Linked DNA regions of Homo sapiens: region 1 is linked to region 2. A link is a loop called in an ENCODE intact Hi-C map of the cell type or tissue named here. Cell type or tissue: Caco-2. All regions are shown on one strand.

Region 1 (2,500 bases), 370 kb after region 2:
AGAAACGTCTTTCTTGTTTTATAACCAGGCAGGCAGGCAGGCAGGTAGGCAGGAGAACAGAATGGGCTACTCAAATCCCACAGTGCTGAATCTGGAGCTTTGCGTGGAGAAAGAGAACGTAGAGGTGGTTTATTTTCGTCTTCACCTGACAAGGATCCTGAGTCTGTGGAGAGTTGAGGGCTGTGCCCAAGACTTTGCTGGAGGCTTCGCTTTAGCTAGAAGAGAGGACTCCTAATTCCCACTTCTTTACTGTGTTTAATTGACCTGGAGATGCATGATGGAAGTTAGATTACAAAGACTGGAAGATTGAATGGATATTAAATCACCAGGTCTTCAAGGAAACAGGGGAGAATTCTATGTCTTGAACTTATAATCTGAGAAGGTAATTCAAGCATGGAGAACACCAATGAGGCACTTCTGCTGGTTCGTTGCATTTCCCTATGTCACTGCTATGCAGCGGCAAGCCGTAGGAATAAAAATTGTTAGGAGAATATAAATGATCATGTAGCATCATTTTCTCAGCTGCAGACTTTATCTCAACATGCAGCGTTTAAGATCCTTTTCACTCTGTGTCGGATTGGGTTCCTCGTCCCCATTCAATGTGCCCTCCTGTTTGAGACACGCAGTCCAGCCTGATGGCTCACAAACTTAGGTCCCCACGCCGGCCGCATCAACATCAATGCAAAACTTGTTAGAAGTGACATGCTTAAGGTACTTCCTGAGAACTGTGGAATCAGAAACACCGGGAATGAGGCCCAACAGTCTTTCTTTTAACAAGCCTTCCAGGTAATTTTGATACATGCTAAAGTGTGAGAACCACTAACTCTAGCCTATTGATATTGCCTTTTTAAACACTATCCCCAGCCAGGTGCGGTGGCTTATGCCTGTAATCCCAGCACTTTGGGAGCCAGGGTGGGCGAATCACTTGAGCCCAGGAGTTTGAGATCAACCTGGGCAATGGGTGAAACCCTGTTTCTACTAACAAAATACAAAAAAAACAGAGAAATAGCCAGGCATGGTGGGTGGGTACCAGCTCCTCAGGAGACTGAGGTAGGAGGATTGCTTGAGCCTGGGAGGTCGGGCCTGCAATGAACAGTGTTTGAGCCATTGCATTACAGCCTGGGCAACAGAGCAAGACCATCTCACAAAAAAGAAATTAAAAAATAAACACTACCCCCAATAAATACTTATTTTATATGTAGCTGATTTTAGTTATTTTCATCTGAGCAAACTTAGAGTACATTGTATATGTACAGTATTATTCTAAGTATTTTAGAAATAGTAACTAATTTAATCCTCTAACAGCCCTATGACATAATAGCTCTATCATTTCAATCTTACAGTGGAGGAAACAGGCACAGAGTAGCTGGTGGAAGATGTGAGTCCCGTGCTGGGAAGCCTGGCTCCCAAGCCACCCTCTCACACAGGATCCTAATAAGACCACTCGTGACCAGCCCTCAGCTCACTCTGGGCTACCCTTCTCAACCCTCACTTTGAATATGCATTTGTTATTTCTACCACTCATTGTCCACCTTCATTCTTGCAGCAAGAACTTTCCAGCAGTCCCTGGGGAACACTTCCTCTAATCCCTTGCTAACTAAAATGAAGTGTGGCATCAGCCCAGCAGCGGCAGTGCCCCCCGGAGGTGTTAGAAAGGCAGAACTTCAGGCTCTACCTTGGAGCTGCTGAATCTGAATCTCATTTAACAAGATCCTCAGGAGAAGCAAATGCACTGTCCTACCACAGTCTTCATAACATTCTTCCAGGGACAAGTCCATCTGCAAGATGCAGAAATGAGCATTGATCTGGGGGAATTTGATCAGCAATAATCAATCCCTCTAGCCACAGGAACTGGTGCCTGATAATAACATAATGCAAAGCAAGGCAATAAGGTGAGTGAAACTTGAGGGGCATGACTTCTTGTGTGTGTTTTTGGAGGAGAGAGTTTCCCTGTTACTCTAGACTGGATGCCATTGTGACGTGAGACTAAAGACGCCAGACTCCACCATATAGAGCAGGGTATGGAGCCAGTCAGGTGATATGGAGCCCCAGACAAAGACAGGCCCTGCAGCATCTTTGTCTGGTGCCAGGTTTTCTTTTAACCTTTTAGTTTTGTGAGTCAATCAATCTCCTTTTTACTGAATGCAGGTTGAGTCCTGTTTTTGTTTCTGGGTCACATATGCAGTAAGACATAGATACCAGTACAACATCTGCTCTACTCATTGGGTACTTTATTAGCTCTCACCCAGGGTTGTTAATAAACACCTGTGTAGGTGTTTTTATCTCTGCAGATAGAGTGTAAGTTCCTTGAGAGGATGATACTACCTTCTACCTTTTTATTTATTTATTTATTGTTGGTGACTGCTATGATGCCTTGTAGAGTACAGAGTAGTGAACATGTTATTTTATAGTGAATAAAGAAGAATGAGTTTAAGAACATTAATTTGCAATGTTTAAAATGGTCAGAGGAGGGAGGACATTTAGTTCATCAAATTTTCAC
Region 2 (2,500 bases):
AGGTTTCAGATTTCAGCATTGAAAGATGTCTTCCCAGTTCTTTCATTGCTTTCAGGGTGCTCAGCTCACATGGCCTGAGACAGGAATTGTGCAGCCTCCACAGCCACCTAAACTATAGACTTTCTAGAGGACTCTACAAAAGCCTGTTTCATGTGCAGCATGGTGGAAGAATACAGTTAACTTTTTCAATACTAGAACCATAAAAATCACTGAAACTATATTACCTTTTTGTTTATCCTAAAAGAGACAAATATTCACCCTATCTAGAAACACAGAACATCTTCAAATGCACCTCTGCGTTGTTGAAAAAGGCATGTTTTGGGGAACTTTAAAGGTGTTGAATAATGAAGAATTCTTTTATTTATTCCTTTGATAATTCTACTAAAAGTGCATTTTTTAACAAGAAGACAGTTTCTTTGTTCTTTGTTCATTAACATTGCTGTATTCAACATAACTTTGAATCAAATTATCCCTTTCACAAAACTGCTCACGTTGTTTCCTGTTCCTTGGCACGATGAAGCCATGCATATGTATGACGCGTCACCAAGTGTCATTTTAGGAAAGACCCTGTTAGTGTGCCTATGGAGAGAAGCAGAGTTAGAGTATTGTAGCCATGGAAGCCACTTTACTTTGCAGCCTTTAGCTTCCTGGAGGGAATCTGGTGATGGGAAAGGAATTCCATTTTGCATACTACATTGTTAGCGTGCAAATGCTCCACTTATTTATATCATTCAATTCAATCTGGACATCTTACTTTAAAAATGTATATCTCAGTCCCTCTTTGAAGAAAAATATGATGAAAATATATGAATTAGAGCTCACAATTTTACATTATTTGTAGATCATAATAACGATCTTGGCATTTGTATTTACCTTACATAGAGATGGGAAAACATTTTGGAAGGTTTTTTGGAGCAATAGGAGAGGGGAATGAAATATCCCATTAAAACAGGAAGGACATTGCTGTCACCTAATCAGACAGCCTCAGGACTACCAGCAGATGGTGCAACAACCTATTTAATCCTCAGCATTATCAGAAAATAACCAAGAATGGCATCTTTCTTTGCTAATTAATTCTGAATACTCCTAAAAAATTATGACTTTAATGATAATAGCATTTAAAACGATAACCATAGAATCTGTAATAATTTTTTAATAATTATACATAATATCTGACTTTTTGAACTAAAAGAGACTTTAGAACTCTCTGGTCCAAGCCTTCTGTTTAACAGCTGAGGAAACTCAAGTTCTTAAGTTTAAACTTCAACCACCAGCTAAGGAGGGTCGTGATGAGTCTTGGTCATATGACAGAACCCATCGCTCATTGATTCAGCAACATTATCCCTCAGCAAATACGATTTCTAGCCCAATAATCAAAATTTGATGGGGTGGCGGATGGCATTTGATCATCCAAGTTAAGATTTTTCAGCAGATGTTTATCTGTGGAGACTCTTCTATTGTAAGAACATTCATAGTTTTAGAAAAGAGGCATTTTCTGGGAGAACATGCTCTCCTGTCCTCTCTGTTTCCAGCTGCAAACTAACGTGTCATTTTGCCAAATGCTTCCTGTCTAGCTTCTGGCTATTTCTGAGAGAGAGAGAGAAGGTGGGGGCAGGGGGAGAAAGAGAGAGAGAGAGAGAGATTTTTTTTTACACATTTGCTTTGTACTAGGAAAATATTTCTTATACAGTCAACAATAGCATATTAATGGGGATGATTTAAGGAGCCCAAGCTTCTATTCTGTTGCCAGAATGCCAACGGGAATGTATGCTACTTTTCAAAAAATAGGTGTTGACAATAGCCTGCAGTATTGCACTGTAGTCAAAGAAGAGTGCTGAAAGCTTCAGTTCATAAAAATGCTTGATTCATCAAAAATAATCACCTCACCTGATAATTGAAAGCTACAGAGAATTATTATGCAGCCGTGGACTCTCAAAAATTTATTCATTTTTGGTAATTAACATTATTTCTTCTTGATGATGTTGCTAAATGGCTTGAACCCAGTCTGAAGAACCATGCATGATCATTTATGCTGAAAAGAAAAGAAATTAGAAGCTTTTGTTGCACAGGTAAGAAAAGATAAATTTCTGAAAACCAAAATGTCCTACCAGGTCTATCCATATTTGTTTTATTAATGGGTAATGCTTTCTATTAGCTAATGAAAAGATGATGGTAGTTTAACAGTGGAATAACTTTTAATATATCATAATCAGAGAATACAAGGTAAGCAAAATTACAATCCAATGTCTGATTAGAAAAAAAAATTATTTTATGGAATTAAAAAATATTATTTTATTAAATAAAATATGGTTTTCTTTTGAAAGTATGTGGAAATCAAATTGCTAAGATCAATGCAACCATTTAACTGAGTTTCATTTTGACAAAAGGCAATCTGTGGCGATATTGCTTTAGAAGTAAGATGAAATGCATAAATTCAGATAAAACATTTTGCCGATTGCCTGGCTGAAATAACTGGTTATTATTATTGTTATTACCATTA

What was found. A loop is a pair of places that touch in the nucleus more often than their neighbours do. Peaks named below come from ENCODE experiments on the same cell type or tissue, not always from the same donor. Only the 100,000 strongest peaks of a DNase experiment are listed, where the experiment ranks them.
Region 1: it touches region 2 in a loop (5-fold over the local background); 6 of 110 quality-filtered maps call a loop at or near these places.

Annotation. Positions count from the first base shown.
Region 1 is chr10:4,391,002-4,393,501 of GRCh38, reverse strand. All of the region lies in intron 1 of LINC00703 (long intergenic non-protein coding RNA 703), which reads right to left. It overlaps LOC105376372 (a long non-coding RNA gene), which reads left to right. Exons shown (of 6, transcript XR_001747337.1): 2 at 1,547-1,892. Among named protein-coding and RNA genes, the nearest start is that of LINC00703, 8.0 kb to the right of the region's middle. In Caco-2, no CTCF peak of the experiment used is centred here; no DNase peak of the experiment used is centred here.
Region 2 is chr10:4,765,739-4,768,238 of GRCh38, reverse strand. It overlaps LOC105376375 (a long non-coding RNA gene), which reads left to right and starts at 1,746. Exons shown (of 3, transcript XR_930599.2): 1 at 1,746-2,069. In Caco-2, a CTCF peak has its summit at 1,029 (motif pointing right); no DNase peak of the experiment used is centred here.